Linked DNA regions of Homo sapiens: region 2 is linked to region 1. Evidence: chromatin loops called from intact Hi-C (ENCODE). Cell type or tissue: A673. All regions are shown on one strand. Links, peaks and the distances in the headings refer to the core of each region. The heading gives the core; the rest is flanking DNA.

Evidence for each region. Peaks named below come from ENCODE experiments on the same cell type or tissue, not always from the same donor. Only the 100,000 strongest peaks of a DNase experiment are listed, where the experiment ranks them.
Region 2: it touches region 1 in a loop (3-fold over the local background); 2 of 110 quality-filtered maps call a loop at or near these places.

What each region holds. Positions count from the first base shown.
Region 1 is chr11:134,135,220-134,143,548 of GRCh38, forward strand. It overlaps JAM3 (junctional adhesion molecule 3), which reads left to right. Exons shown (of 9, transcript NM_032801.5): 2 at 4,632-4,697; 3 at 5,438-5,551. Among named protein-coding and RNA genes, the nearest start is that of SNORD153, 12 kb to the right of the region's middle. In A673, for the core only: a CTCF peak has its summit at 4,750 (motif pointing left); a DNase peak (open chromatin) is centred at 4,742.
Region 2 is chr11:133,075,338-133,083,666 of GRCh38, forward strand. The region is part of intron 1 of OPCML (opioid binding protein/cell adhesion molecule like); the gene reads right to left. Among named protein-coding and RNA genes, the nearest start is that of OPCML-IT1, 290 kb to the right of the region's middle. RefSeq lists a silencer at 7,476-7,835. In A673, for the core only: CTCF peaks have their summits at 3,414 (motif pointing right), 5,815, 7,591 (motif pointing right), 7,791 and 1 weaker place; DNase peaks (open chromatin) are centred at 3,434 and 7,624; H3K27me3 peaks cover 2,003 bases.

The sequences.
Region 1 (8,329 bases), core at 105-8,104:
ATCATTGTGCATGTGGATATCCAGTTTTCCCAGCACTGTTGTTGGAAAGGTTGTCCTTTCTCCATTAAATGATGTTGGCATCCTTGTGGAAAATCACTTGACCATATATGCAAGGATTTATTTCTGGGCTTTCTGTTCTATACCTTTGATCTGTATGTCTGTCTTTATGCTGTGGGGGGACCCCACACTGTTTTGATCATCTAGCTTTGTAATAAGTTTTGCAATCAGACGTTGAAATGTAATAAAGATGAATAAATACGGTATTTTTTAATCCTAAAATGTTAGCTCCATGAGAGCACAGATTTTTATCTATCCTTTTTTTTTTTTCTTTTTTTTGAGATGGAGTCTCACTCTGTCGCCCAAGCTGGAGTGCAGTGGCCTGATCTCAGCTCACTGTAACCCCCACCTCCTGGGTTCAAGTGATTCTCCTGTGTCAGCCTACTGAGTAGCTGGGATTACAGGTGTGATGCCCGGCTAATAGATTTTTATCTATCTTATTCATGTATTAGCCCTAATATCTAGACAGGTATCTAGTATATAATAAGAGATAAATAAAAGCTGTTGAATGGCCAGGCGCGGTGGCCCACCCCTGTAATTCTAGCACTTTGGGGGGCCGAGGCGGGTAGAACACCTGAGATCAGGAGTTCGAGACCAGTCTGGCCAACGTGGTGAAACCCCATCTCTACTAAAAATGCAAAAAATTAGCCAGGTGTGGTGGCAGGCACCTGTAATCCCAGCTACTTGGGAGGCTGAGACAGGAGAATTGCTTGAACCTGGGAGGCGGAGGTTACATTGAGCTGAGATCACACCATTGCACTCCAGCCTGGGTGACAAGAGTGAAACTGTCTCAAAAAACAAAACAAAAACTGCTGAATGAATGGAATCTCCCAGAGAGCTTAAGAGTATGATGGACAGGCCAAAATAGGAAATTGAATAGGAATAACAGCATTTGACAAATTAGCAGTTTTCCTTTTTCCGCCTTCCAAAAAACCCTTTCCTCACTCTTAAATAATGTAACTTCAGTATGAGTATTCCTGTAGCACTGGATTCAGTGTGTGCACAATTAAACTTCAGCAGCCACCGCTGCAAGTGGGCTCCCAGAACCCATCTCCTAAGTACTTCTGTCCGAATCTTATCCCCAGGCATTGGGCAGGATTCTGGATGAGTTACTTACGATGTCTTCACGTGTTAGATTTGTGCCTTCCAATCCTCACACTACCATTCTTTTATACAGTTACTACTACATTTTAAAGTGGCACCTTGGTCTGTTGGGGATGGGCAAGAAAGGAGCTCTAGAGTATTAGTAAATTTAAGGATTATTTGGAAATAGAAGAATTGTGAGGAAGGACTCTCAGCTTGGGACCTTATCTGATGTAGTGCCCAGCCATTGCAGATAGTCATTTAAGCTAGAACTTTACATGACTTGTAGTGGCCCTCTGCTCTGGAGTCTTCCTGGGATATACTGCCTTCTAGGATTGGCATAAAAAGCTACCTGTATTTAAATCTCATGTGTAGTTCATGAAAAATAAAATACAAAGCTGCTTGTGAAACTTACCTAGGATAGTTGAACAAGAGAGTGGTCAGGCCAAGGCTTCATTAAGAAGTATAAAAAGGCCGGGCGCAGTGGCTCACGCCTGTAATCCCAGCACTTTGGGAGGCCGAGGCGGACGGATCACAAGGTCAGGAGATCGAGACCATCCTGGCTAACACGGTGAAACCCCATCTCTACTAAAAATACAAAAAATTAGCCAGGCGTGGTGGTGGGCGCCTGTAGTCCCAGCTACTTGGGAGGCTGAGGCAGGAGAATGGTGTGAACCCAAGAGGCGGAGCTTGCAGTGAGCCGAGGTTGCGCCACTGCACTCCAGCCTGGCTGACAGAGCGAGACTCTGTCTCAAAAAAAAAAAAAAAGAAGAAGAAGTATAAAGCATTCATTTCTTTGCCATAATGCAGAGGGATAAAAGAAGTGACGATTGCCATTATTTAGCTTCTTTGAAGTTGTAAGAAACAAATTGGTTTAGTTTACCTTCCAAGTTTATTATAAAGATACATATCTCAGTTGGCCTTCACGAAAATTAAACACCATTTACCTTTTATGTCCTCTAGTTCACCTGTTGTTACCAACTCTAGTATTTCCACCATTTTGACCAATCAGCCTGTATCTCCTTATAATGTACTTCTATTTCTCTAGACTATAAGCTCTCCCATTTTCTTATTTCTCTTGGCTTCATACTTCTTAAGAGAAAAGATGTGATTGGGTTGTCCAGTCATCATCCAGGTGAGCAGTGCTCTCATGACTCACCTCTCAGGTCCTTGATGGTCTTTGGGCCAGAGCTGATCTCTGGTCATAGTCCCTTAGAGCCAGTGGTGGTGCCTCGTCGAAGTCATGGTGCTCATACTGAGAGAAATGTTTATGGCCAATAGTCCCTTAGAGCCAGTGGTGGTGTCTCGTCTAAGTCGTGGTGCTCATACTGAGAGAAATGTTTATGGCCAGTAGTCCCTTAGAGCCAGTGGTGGCGTCTCGTCAAAGTCGTGGTGCTCATACTGAGAGAAATGTTTATGGCCAGTAGTCCCTTAGAGCCAGTGGTGGCGTCTCGTCAAAGTCGTGGTGCTCATACTGAGAGAAATGTTTATGGCCAGTAGTCCCTTAGAGCCAGTGGTGGCGTCTCGTCAAAGTCGTGGTGCTCATACTGAGAGAAATGTTTATGGCCAATAGTCCCTTAGAGCCAGTGGTGGCGTCTCGTCGAAGTCGTGGTGCTCATACTGAGAGAAATGTTTATGGCCAATAGTCCCTTAGAGCTAGTGGTGGCGTCTCGTCAAAGTCGTGGTGCTCATACTGAGAGAAATGTTTATGGCCAATAGTCCCTTAGAGCCAGTGGTGGTGTCTCGTCTAAGTCATGGTGCTCCTACTGAGAGAAATGTTTATGGCCAGTAGTCCCTTAGAGCCAGTGGTGGCGTCTCGTCGAAGTCGTGGTGCTCATACTGAGAGAAATGTTTATGGCCAATAGTCCCTTAGAGCCAGTGGTGGCGTCTCGTCGAAGTCGTGGTGCTCATACTGGAAGAAATGTTTATGGCCAATAGTCCCTTAGAGCCAGTGGTGGCGTCTGGTCGAAGTCGTGGTGCTCATGCTGAGAGAAATGTTTATGGCCACTAGTCCCTTAGAGCCAGTGGTGGTGTCTCGTCGAAGTCGTGGTGCTCATACTGGAAGAAATGTTTATGGCCAATAGTCCCTTAGAGCCAGTGGTGGTGTCTCGTCGAAGTCGTGGTGCTCATGCTGAGAGAAATGTTTGTGGCCACTTTCCTTAGAAGGAGCCCGTGTGGCCTTGGTAGAGACTCGGAGCCTCACATATCATTCTTTACTAGTGCATCACTGGGCGCTTTCATTTTGAAGGAGAAGTAGAAGGGGCTGCACATGCATGGTATGTATTTCTGGCTCCCAGAGGGAGTAGCCATGGTTATCCAAACAAAATAACATTATCTTCACTTGTCCTTTGTTCTATAACTTTTTGTGGAAGTGTTTTAGGAACCAATAGCAATTCAGGTATATTACACTTCTGTTTTCCATCCCTTTTTATTGAATTATTGTTTAGGGCTTTTGCTAGAATTAGTGAAATCTGACTATTTAGAAAGAAAAGATCCATGTAGCTGGGCCATTAAAGAAGATAAAGGAAAAGAATGGGCTGTGTGAGGCTGCCCAATATGCAAGGAGTTAAAGCAGCTTGGAGCAGAGTTGCTCTGTGATTTTCTTTAGCGGTTATCATAAGCCAGGACCCAGAGACCTTCATCAAGGTGTTCTGTATGAAGGCCTTCTTTGGGGATGGCATGTTTTATTAGAGGCATGGCAGCTAAAGAATAATATTTTGTAGGTAGTCCATGTACCTACTTGATCTTCTCTCCAAGATTAGTTGAGAAATTTTGAGACCATGGTAAACAGGTTTCTGATGTTTGCCCAAACCCATAAGGAATCAGATGCTAGTTTTGAAAGGGATTGCCATGCAATTAGTTATCTTGCTTTCATCAATGATATAAACTCAGCTTCGTGAAAATTACCGTGTTATATTATTATTTTTCTCATTTCAACAAAGACCGGTGAAAACTTCTTCGTGGACTGGAACCACCGGGTTGCTCATACAGCGAGGTGGACTCCTAGCTGGTTGATAACCATACCCAGAGAGTGTTGATGCCGTCCCGAAGGGAAGAGTTCCAGCCCAAGAGTCTGGCCCATATCACGTGCCACTGAGGGTGCCTGTGCAGGATTGGAAGCCTGGGGAAGAGGGGAAGATGGAGGGAGAAAGGGCAGAAGGCCCGGGCAGGTCTGGGAGGAGAGGTGTCGAAGGGTCAATAGGAAATGCTTAGACAAAGGCTTTAAAGCTCTGAGGGCTTTGTTCTGGGACTAAAAAGGAGAAGGAATTCTTAGAACTCTTCTCTTTCCCTTGGCTCCTTCCAGTGAAGGTCAGATTTGAGAGAGAAAGCAGTTAACTTGGCTTACCTAAGAGACTTTATTGTGGAATATTTTTCCATCCTCTGTGGTTAGTAACCATAGCCTACGCAGACGGGAAAACCTGACCTCAGTGCAAGGTTTCTCTGCCGTTTGAGATACATTGTCTCTGATTTTACTTTTCTTTCTCCTTCAGGCTGCCTGATAGGGGCTGTAAATCTCAAATCCAGCAATCGAACCCCAGTGGTACAGGAATTTGAAAGTAAGTACAAACGAAATGCCTAGGATAATGGGCACCATCTACTGGACATTTGATGTCTTGCAGCCAACTCAGGACACATCTGTCTCTGTAAGTGTGCCAGGGAGATGTTCCGGGTGGACTGCTCTGCGGTGCACAGGCCTGGAAGCATGGCATCAGCAGGCCGGCAGTGAGCCCTGTGCAGTTTTCCATCAGCTGTCATCGCACTCCTGCCTGGCTTTGTGATCACACAACAAATAAATTTCTTTTTTCTTTTTGAGATGGAGTCTCGCTCCTGTTGCCCAGGCTGGAGTGTAGTGGCGCAATCTTGGCTCACTGCAGCCTCTGCCTCCTGAGTAGCTGGGATTACAGGCACCCGCCACCACACCCAGCTGATTTTTGTACGGGGTTTTGCCATGTTTGGCCTGACTGGTCTCAAACTCCTGACCTCAGGTGATCCACCCTCCTTGGCCTCCCAAAGTGCTAAGATTACAGGTGTGAGCCACCGCGCCTGGCCAAGAAATTTCTTATATACAAGCAGGGTGTTTAAGGGAGGGGTACACTATGTAGTAAAATCCTTGCTAATTATCTTTATTGTTTTTCTGGCAAAAAATCCTTTCTCAAAGTCTCTTGGAGTGTGGAGTTGGCTACGTTTTTAATCTGCATGAAAGGCCTCTTGAATTAGAGCTTGCAGGGTCTGGGTGCAGCTGAACGTAGAAGCACTCCACATTCACCGAGAGCTCTTTTTCTTCTTTGCGTGTTAGGTGTGGAACTGTCTTGCATCATTACGGATTCGCAGACAAGTGACCCCAGGATCGAGTGGAAGAAAATTCAAGATGAACAAACCACATATGTGTTTTTTGACAACAAAATTCAGGGTATGATCCTGTAGTCCTCTTGCCTGCTGACCTTTCCTCTGTCCATAGACCTGGGTATACACTCTTGGCCAGAAACTTACCTCAGACTGGTAACCTGCATCTGTAGCTAGGACCGTTTTTTTTTTTTTAAAGATTTATAATTATGGAAAATTTCAAATATATGCAAAAGTAATGCAAATGGTATATCAAGCCTCCCTGTCCCTGTCCCCCAGCATCAACAAGTGCAGTTCATTAGCTAGGATCTTAATCTGCTCACAGCCCCATTTCTTTGGGGAATCAAAGTGAACATTTTCCTAGGCCATCTTCTCATGATCCTGATGTGAGTGATGTAGGTGAGTGAATGAGAAGGACCATATGTTTCAGCAAGGGCACAGCACAAATGGACTGAGCCACCCACTGTGTTTCTGGCTTGGTGCTGGGGTTGCCGATGGGGAGAAAACACGGTGTACCCTGAAGTGACATCCTCCCGGGTGGGAGGATGGTGGTCAGGGAAGGCTCCCCAAAGTGGCCTCTCTGGGTGCGGTGTGAAGGGTGGCTGGTTAGCAGGCAAGATGGTATGGAGGGAGGTGGTGATCAGGAGAGAATGCTGTGTATGAAGACGCAGAAGCAACAGACGGACTGGCTGATGGGAAAGACTGGAAGTTCCCCACTGTTGCCGGTACATGGACAGGGAGAGAGGGAGGAGAGGGGGGAGAGGGGCTGGAGAGGTTGCCTGGCCAGGCAGACTGCACTGAATGCCAGGCGAGCATGGGCGGTATCTGAGGGCCCGCTGTGAGGCTCTCAGGGGAGGTGCCGTGGCTGCATCTATGTTTCAGAAGACTGAAGTGGCTGCTGTAGAGAAGAGATTGGAGGCGGCACAACTCAGAGCAGAGGCCCAAGTCAGAGGCCTTCTGCAGAGTCCGGGAGAGGGCTGGTGGGGGGCCCCAAGCTGGGGTGCAGGCAGGGAGAGAGACTCGAGGGGAGGCCTGCTGGGGCTTGGCTGTGCCAAGGGGCACAGAGGGAGGCAGGCAGGTGGCTGGAGAGGAGGATGGCATCCTTTTTCTGACAGGAGGGCGGGAGCTGCAGGAGGTACACATGCAGGCTCGTGCATGAGTCGGAGCCTGTGGAGTTCTCAGAGAAGTTGAGAGTTGAGAGGGATTTGTGGAAGCAGCTCCAACACAGTCTTGCTTTGGGTTCTCAGTGTCGCCGGGAGCCTGAGTCTCCTCAAAAGAGTTTTGCTTCCCACTCACGTGAAGTCCCTCCTTTGCCTCTTATTTTTGGAGTGATGGAAATGTTCTTCTCAGAACACAGATCTGTTTTCTTTGGCTACTCAGGCTGACCCTGCTAAACCCTGAGCATGTAGTTAGAGCATCAGAGGAACCAGGTGAGAAACTCTTTAAAGAACTTTCCTTTTCTGGGGATTAAACATTTTGCTCTTAGCCACAGGGATGGGGAGGCCGAGGGAGACGGTTTCCCGCACAGAATGCCGGGGTTCGGGGAGGATGCAGCTGTACTTGGCCTCTTTCCTCGCCTCAGTGCAGGGCTGCACCAGAGGCACCCTGGTGGGGTTTATTTACTCTTTTCTCACATGGTAAAGGTTCGAATCCTCCACTAATGGGTGGGTGTATAACAAAGCTTCCCATTCGAAAATGTTGTTGCCAACGTCTGTGCTCCATCGGAAGCATCTTTTAGTGTGCTGTTTTTAGTGTATTATGGCAAGCCCTTCATGTCCTTGTCAGCAGTTGTCAGGTTTAGCGATGAGTAGTTGCTACTCTTTTGTGTCATGTTTTCCTAACTCCTTCCCCTATTTGTTGTTTTCCAGGTTCTTCCTGCTTCTTTGAAAGTGTTATTATGTCTTATGTTTAAAATGTTTTTTTATGGAGCTGTAATTCGTACCGCATCCTTTTAAAGTGTGCAGTTCAGGGGTTTTTAATATACTCACAGTTGTGCAACCATCACCACTATCAAATTCCAGAACATTTTCATCATCCCACAGAGAAAGCCCGTACCCAGCAGTAGTCAGTCCTCCTCCCGCATCCCTGGCAGCTCTGATTCCACTTTCTGTCTCTGTGGATTTGCCTGTTCTGGACACTGGATAGAAACTGTGGTCTTCCATGGCTGACGTCTTTCACTCAGCATCCTGTTTTCAAGGTTCATCTGTGTTGTAGCCTGTGTCCGTACTTCATTTCTTTTCACGGCTGAATAATGTTCCATTGTAGATATACCACATTATTTTACCCATTCTATTGATGGACATTTGGGTTGTTTCCACTTTTTGGCTATTATCAGTAATGCTGCTATCAGTATTTGTTTACAGGTTTTTGTGTGAACCTAAGTTTTCATTTCTCTGGGATAAATGACCAAGAGTACAACTGCTGAGTCTTACAGTAGTTGCATGTTTAGTTGTTTAAAAAACCGACAGAGTGTTTTTCAAAGCTGCTTTACGATTTTACACTCCTACCAGCAGTGTATTTTCCCACATCCTTACCAACACTTGTTATTGTCTGACTTGTTAAGTTCTAGCCATCTTAGTGGGTTGGAAGCGGCGTCTTGTGGATTTGATTTGCATTTCCTGGTGACTAATGATGTTGAGGGTCTTATTTGTGTATTTTCTTTGGAGAAATGTCTGTTCAAATTTTATGTCCATTTAAAAATATTTTTTTTTCTAGAAACAGGATCTCACTGTGTTGCACAGGCTGGACATGAATTCCCAGGCTCAAATAATCCTCCCACCTCAGCCTTCTGAGTAGCTGAGACTATATGTGTGCACCACTGCACCCACCCTTATGTCCAGTTTTT
Region 2 (8,329 bases), core at 217-8,216, 1.1 Mb before region 1:
GCGTGCTGGGTCTCAGAGGCTTCTCCTCAATGAGGCCTTTCCCTGGGACAAGGTGCTGCAGCAGGAGAATCTCTGCATTCTTCTGACAGCTTTCTAGAGAAAGGAGGCCACTTCCCAAGGGCTCTGGGGGATGAGCGGTGGGGACGCTGCCGGGAAGCAGTTCGACACTGACTGATGCTTTGCTGCAGGGGCTCTGCTCTGAAGCCGGACACTGCCAGGTGCACACAGGGACAGTTATACTGGCAGTGATGCCTCTCACGCCTGGCCCCCCAAGAAAAGTCTTGGCCAGGAAAAAGCACGATCCATCTACTCTGGGGAGAGATCTGACAATTTAATCAGGAGGAAGAAATTCTTCCGAGCCAGCCCAGGACACCTGATTCTCCCACTTCCCCCATCTCTGAGGCACTCTTTAACTTGGGGAGCTGCACACAGAGAGCAGGAGACCCAGGCCTAGGGGACCTTGGTCCTGCCAAAGCCTGGGCTCTTGGATTCCTAAGTCGGTGTGGAAACAAGAAGGAATCTGCAGCAATCAAACCTCCACCCAAATTCCAGTCAGCCTGTATTTTTTTCCTTTTTATTCAGTTATTTGAATGATAAACCTAATACCTGTTATTTGGGATGACTTAAAGGATATAAAATATCTAATGTAAAATCCATAGTCTCTCCCTCTCCCATGTACATTGGTATTACTAATTTTTAGAATTTTAGAAAGACGCTGTATGTTCTTCCATAATTTACTCTTGGTTTGTTATTTTTTATATAAACATATATAAAAATCTGTACACTTTTTTGTTTTTTTCATACAATAGGGTGGTGGGATATGTATTATTTTGTACTTCATTTACTTAATATTTTGTAGACACGCTTTCAAGGCAATGCATGCATACCTTTGGAAAACAAATTGGCTACTTCTGTCTAATTCTATATTAACTTTTCTAAATAGTTTGTCCCCCTTCCCTATTCCAAACATTTTTCTAGCTGAATTCCTCAGGTTTTGAGAGGCAGGTGATGTCTGGGATGAATTGTTGGCATTCCTCCACTGTAAGCCTCCATTCTGCACTGGTTCACTCAGACCACCCACTTCCACCTGCAAAGAAAAATGTCCCTGCATATGGGGTTCCATTTAAGATGTGAGGAAAGTAAGGCTTCAAGAGGAGATGTTATACAAGACTGTAGAATTCTAGGCCAGAATTGGCTGTGAACGTCATGCAAACGCAAGCGGCGGTCCAGACTTGATTCTCCCCTTTGGCTGGCTTCCTCCACTGTAACACAGAAAGACTCCTCAGAGCACTGTCACAAGTCTCAAATGAGACACCCCACCCCCCGCATAGAATCATGTGTGAATGCAAGCCATCATCAGCCTCATCATTGTCATCATCATCATCATCATCATGAAGATGCGGAAGCTCAGAGAAGCTAAGTGACTCTCCAGCTGGTCAGCAGGCTGGTGATGGAGCAGCGTGAAACATGCACCTCCTGACCCCACTAGGAATCTTCTGTATTCCAAAAGACTCATCTCAACTGGTTCTTCTCTGCCAAGCAGGTGAAGGCCCAGACAAAAAGATTGCAGTTGATTGATTTCTAGTAGAGCTAGTGTGGGTGACCACTTTGTGATCGGTTAGTGATGGTTGGCGGTGGGGCAGGAGGTAGCACCCAGTCTTATTTTGCTGCCCCCCATCTAGACTACCTACTGCAGGTGGCCGAGGCCTTGTCCTTGAGGGAATTCTGCAACAGAGAGTATCACTCTTTCTGGGTTGCGGTTCTCTAGAGTGATGCTAGGGAAATCAGATGAGGTGGACTTCTGAGCTTTGCTTATGGCTCTGTGAGCTCATTTAGAACTCAACCCTGCCTGGATATCAGGAGGGCTGGGTTTGGCCAAGGGAATCTGGAGAGGTCTGTGCCCCATCAAGCTGAGGAACAAGTACTGAGATTGCCCCGTGACTTGGAGCTCATCACACGGAGTCAGGTTCAAGCTTTCCAGCCCTGCCCTCATTTTCCCCGTGGGCTCGGCGTGATACCTTTCTGAGTAGGAAGTGGAAAGCAATCTGAAATCAAGAGTAAAATAAAGCAAGATCCCTACCTAATGACGCTTGTAAAACTGGATTCTATACAATTTTAAGACTGTAATGTGAAAAGTGAAATTATAAAATCAATAAAGGGAAATGTCAGAGCTTGTCTTTGTGAACTAGAACTCGGTAAGAATTTTTTTAATTACTATAAATAACTTCAAAAGCAAAAAGCACAAGGAAAAATGATGACTGAGGATGACAGAATTAAGAATTTCTATTAAATGAAGGAAGCACAAGAAATATGTTAACAGTCAACTCATTGGGAGAAGACATTTGCAATGCATAAAAACACCAAGGGATGAATACTTTGTTTCTACAAAGAAAATCTTCAAATCAATAAGAAAAAGAAAAGACTCCTATTGGAATATAGGCAAAAGATGCAAACAGACAATTTAAACATACAATGCAAATGCCCATCTACCGGCCACAGAAAAAAAATACTCAGATAAATACAGACTGAAAGAATCAGAATGTGGAATACAAGCACTTCACACATAATTTGCTGGGAAAAACTGGAAAGCTGGATAATGGCAAGAGTTGGAGGGGATACAGAAAATATGAGAAACCTTATGGAAGCCGCGATTCTAGGGAGGAATCTGGTAACTCTTAGACTGAGTAAATTACATTGCTATGACCTAGCAATTTCACTTCTGAGTCCATCTCAGCCCCCAGGTATTATCGGCGTACTGAAGTGGGAATCTGCAAAGATGTCTGCTGCAGTGTTGTGTAGAGAAGGGGACCGGACAGACATACTTGAGGTGCACACCAAGCAGGGGTGTGGACGCACCGAGCACGCCACGGTGGCTGTGCGCAATGAACTCAAGATGCGTGCAGCCGCCCGGACGATCTGATAAACATGGGGCTGAGTGAAAACACGGGAACAAGGAGACACCCAACACAGTATCACCTACATTGCTCCATTAAAACAGCTGAACATCTACACGCTTTCCACACTGGACACACAAACACGGCAACACGACAGACACACTGCATGTGTGCAGGGACTACAGCAGAGACTGAGGATAAAAGAAAATGAGCAATGGAGTGAGCAGGTCCTTGTGTAAACCGGTGACAAAGAAAGGAATATGTTTCAGTCATTAGCCTGTGCCGGAGTGAAAAGGAAATAATAATATAAAAGGCAACACGCTTTTGAAGTTTAGAGACCTGGCTTCTACCCCTGCTCAATGACTCCTGCTGTCTAGGCCCTTGACCCTCATCCCTCCAGTGAGGAGGGCGCAGACAACCCTGGAAATCACCTCTGGTCTAAGGTTCTGGGATGCACCACGGGCAGCTCCCTGAGCGCCACAATGCTCGCTTTTACAGAGCGGCACTGGCTCCGATCAGGCACAAGAGGGCGCTCCGTGCCCGTGTATTTTAAGAATCTTGGCTGTCACTCCAAACTTAAGACGTAAACCCAGAAATCTCTCCACCGCCCCCAACTACCACCTTCATACACTCCTTATGCTATGCTATTCTTTTACTGCTTGAGAAATACAAAGCACCCACCTACTAGGGGTTATAAACGACAGATTTTAGAGACTTCCGAGGCCACGTGAATCTTTTTTACTGGAATCCTTACATTCCCCAGATGTGCCACGTTAGTTCTCCCTCTTGTTGATCCAAGCTCATCCCCACCCCAATATTCCTTCCTCCCACCCAGTTCCTGCCGTGTCTCACCCAGTTTTCCACATACACGCCCGCCTGAATTGATCTCCGGGCCCCTGGCTCTCTCTGGATGAAGACATTTGCCGTTGGCAAGCATGTTTGATATGAAATTGCTTGTACTTTTGATACGCATTTTAAGCTAGTGTAAGTAACGAGAGGCGTATTTCAACTGAACAGAAGGCAAGAATGGATCCATGGAGCACACAGCCTCACAGCAGGGTTATCCCATCTGAATAATCTCCCCTTTCCGGAGGTGCTCAAGGCCAGGCATTGACCATGCAGGAATGTCACAGGGGGACCCACATTTTTGATGGGCAGCTGGAGTAGATGGTGCTTCAGATGATTTATAAGCATTCATTTGATTTTCATATATGTGGATTCAACTTATGATCTCAGATCTGATTTCCTTTCAGATAAATCAAAAATCTCTATATGAAAAGAGGCTAAAAAATGGCTAAAACAAATCTGCCCGAGTACTCTACACTTGTTCTGGGGTGACAAAAAAATGACTGTGACACCCTGCAAAGTGCACAGCCAGGCGTGGCCACCCACTGTAAGAACCTCGGGAGGTTCCCATTTCATCTCTTGCACCAGCTCACCGTGTGACCTCACAAATTCACAATTTCACAATTTGTGAATTGTGAATTCACAAATTCACCACCCCCTCCACTTCCGCCTGCCTGTTGTAAGGTGAGAGGAAGGACCTATATGTTCCCCAAGGTCCTGTCCACCTCCCGCATCCCCCAACCTTCTCCATCCTGCTGCAGGCTCTGCCTTTTGCTCCATAATGATGCCAGAGACATGCTGAGGTGCCCGTCCAAGGGGATGGAAGATAGGCATCACTCTCCCTTTTCACAAAGCAGCTCATTGGGAATGCCTTTTGAACTTCAACCATGTTAGAAAAACAGTTTTACAGAATTAATTCAACATAAGGAGGAGCATTTTAGCAGAAGTGTGTAGAGAGTTGGGAACAGAGCAATGACCAGAGAAGAAAACTCCTTATGGTCTATGAATAGGGTCCCCACTCACCCTACCCATCCACAACAGAGCCAGAACTACTGGCCAATCCACAAGAGCTACAGCAACCCAGCCAGATGCAGATGGCCGGATGTATAGACCTGACCTGGAATCAACCTGCGGGACTGTAGGATGGTAACTCTCAGACTCCAGTGTGTCCCCTCATCACCCATGCGGTCTTGTGAGAATGTGGGTTCAGCTTTGGTAGGTCTGGGATGATGCCTGGAACTTTTGATTTTCAACAAGCTCTCATGACACTACTGCGGCCGGTGTGTGGCCCACACGGTGAGTAGGAAGGCCCTAAGAGGGAAGATGAAGTAGAATGCCAACGATTCCATACTTGCAGCGGCACCGTGAGAAAACATTCCCACTTTGGTAATCAAATGTTTTTTTTTTTTTTTTTTTTCCTAAAATAGGCTTTAGTCTCATCTGTGGAATGTTTTAGGTATAATGCTGCCTGAGACAAGACGGTTAGTTGAGAGGACACCCCCAGGTCTGGGGTGCCATATTCACACATTTCATTAAACAAGTTCCTCCCTGCCCTCAAATCAGCAAAACACCCAAACCCACTGTGCCCGTTTATTTTCACTCATTCTATTGAGGAGCCATTTAGCACCTTGAAGCTGGAGAGAGAATCAGTATAAAAGCTCTTGTCGCTATGAAGGAGCTCAATGGTTTTTATTGCTTCCATCCTTTAAACACCTTGCAGGCATCTGTTTGTTCACCTCTTCATTCATTCATGATTTACTCACCTAGGCCTTCTGCATGCTGAAGCCTGTTCTGGAGGCTGAGATATCGGTGCAGAACACGACTGTTCATGGGTCTCGGAGTCTAGTGGGGACACAGGTGAGTGGAAGAGTGGGGGTGAAGCGTGCATGGTGGGGAAAGGGGCTTACCGCCAGGCCTTATTAGCTTTTGGTGAGAGGACCAGTTTCAACATTATATCCACAAACATAAATTGGAAGTGTTAGAATTGGAAGGACCCGAAGCCGAGATAATCAATGTAGCTATTCCTTGTAGGACACTCCTGCAGCATCCCAGTGTGCTCCTGACTTCAGGGTGACAGGCGCATCTGATGTCCCTGGTGGAGAGGGGAGGTATACCCATCCCTTATATTTACAGGACTTGGTGCTTCCATCTGGAGGGTTAGGGCTCTTTGAACAGTTAATTCTCCGTTTCCTTTGGGATGTCAGCCCCGTTGGTACCACCTAGCAGACATCTCTGAGGATGCGGCATCCTGCTGATCATTTAAGTGAACGCCTCCTCCACTAGATCACAGATTCCGCAACTTAGGAACTGAGGCTGATGATTCTCTGCTTTCCCAATTCGTAACCCAGTGTGTGCTACAAAGCACAAGCTCAACGAATATGTAAGGAATTCGCAAGTGGCTGAGCGAATGAATGAAGCGCTCTTACACAGGACTGTATTTGGTGTTCACAGCTCGTCTTTTGTTTTCCACATCCTGAGCTGGAGTAGATTGACTTCTCTTCTTGAGATGACAGACGGAGGCTTCTATCACATTCTCCCTTTGGATAAGCCCAATAGTGTATTAAATGCACTCCTGCTCTAGGGGGATCCTGCTACTGGACCTAAGCACCTCCTCTTAACCCCAGGGGGAGGCTTTGTGGGGTACATCAATGGTACTCATCACCCAATCCAGAATCTCCTTCTAGAAGGAGAAACTGAGGCCACAGTAAACATCCAGCCCCCGCCGTTCGAATGGCAGGTGAAGCGCTGGCAGCGCCCCTCCCCGCCCCTCTCCGCATACAGCCCCCACCCTTCTCAGCAGCCTTCAGCCGCCAGCGTGTGCTGTGAGGCCCTTTCTCTTCCAGGCATCTGTCCCTTGCATCCCAACGGGAGCGCGGTCCCCTGGGAGGCGTCCCTCAGCAGCCCCGGGAAGTTCTGTCCCTGCTCCCGAGTGTGCCCAGAGTCCTGCCGTTTCCTTCTAGCGCGCGTTCTTTACTGGCGCCATTCCTGCTGCTAAGAGCCCTGAGACGGCCGGGGGTGACCCGGGCCCAGAGCAGCTCCCGGCTCAGGGACCCCTCCCCAGGCCAAGGGCAGGACAAGCCCGGGCCTGGGCCTCCGCCTCGGCTCCCCTCCAGCCTCTAGAGGAGCCCCGCGTCCGCACGACCCGGGGTCCTGGGCCACTCCGGGAGCCCCTGGAAGCCACCAGCTCCCGCGCTGGAGTCTTGGGGCCTTGGGTAGGCGAGCCGGGCTCCACCCGGCTGGGGCAAAGGGAAGGCCGGGTCTGCCCAAGGCAGAGGACCCGCTGCGCCGTCCCCTCCCCACCCTCCCCTCTTCCCCTCCCCCGCACCCCTCCTCTCCTCCCTATCCTCCCCCCTCCCCATCCTTTCTCTTCCCCTCCTCCCCATCCTCCCCATCCTCCCCTCCCCACGCTCCCCTCTTCCCTTCCCCACCTGCCACCCTCCCCTCCTCCCCTCCTCATCCTCTCCTCCCCCTCGCCCATCCCCCTTCCCCTCCTCTCCTCCTCATCCTCTCCTCCCCCTCGCCCATCCCCCTTTCCCCTCTTACTACCCCCGCCCCACCCCGTTCTGCGCCGAGTGGCACAGCCCTCGGCACGGCACGGCCCTGTCAGCTACGAAGCCGGGCGAGGGGCTCAAGGCCCCTCTGGAGACCGCTTCTCCCCCGCGGCCCGTCCCGCCGCTGCGGACCCCATGCGCGGCCTCCCCGCCCCGGCGCCTGGGCCTCCTCGCGGCCCGGGCGGGGCCCACCAACCCGGAGAGGTCGCCAGCCTGCAGGGTGCCGGGGGCCCCTCCGAGCCGACCTCGTCCCAGGCAGACGCGCTGCCCGGAGACCGCCGCAAGGGGGCGCCAGGGGCCGGGGCGGACGTCGCGCCAGTGCCTCGCCGGGACCGCACCTCGTCCGCGCGGCCGCCAGAGGGCGCCCGTCAGCGCCGGAGCCCGCGGCGGACGCCCCAGCCGAGCCCAGCCACTGCCTGGTGGAGCCACAGGGCACCCGCCCGGAAACACCGCCTGCGCCCCGACGGCACCCGTGTGCGCACCACACTCACATCACACACACCACGCACACACACGCACACACACACACGCACACACCCCGCCGAGCGGGCCGCACAGTCACTGGGGCGCCGCTCGCTTTGCTGCCTTTCCCGCGGGTGCACTGAGCGGCGGGAGCGGGAGCCGCGGGCTTTGCCTGAGCCGGGCGCGCGCTGTGGTCTCACTCCCAGACCCGACCCCTCTGAGCTGCCCCTCTCCGAGGCCCCGCGACCGCATGCGTGTGTGCTCCCACTGCCCCAGCCTGAGTCCCGGATACTGGTGCCCCTGTCTCGGGTCGCTGGCTGCGGAGAGGGCTGGCCTGAGGGAGCCAACCCCACCCCACCCCAGCCTGGGAAGGGCCAGAGAGGGGCCAGGCAGGGCCCCGGAAGGCTCGGCCCATGCATCCAGCGTGCCTGCTCCCAGGAATTGCACCTGGATTGTTCCAGCCATTGAGTGGATAAATCCACATCTCAAAGCTGGATTCAGTTGCATGTTCGCCACTTGCAATGGAAAGAGACCTGGCACTCCATTCATACTGGAACAGTTATCTTGGGTTTGGAG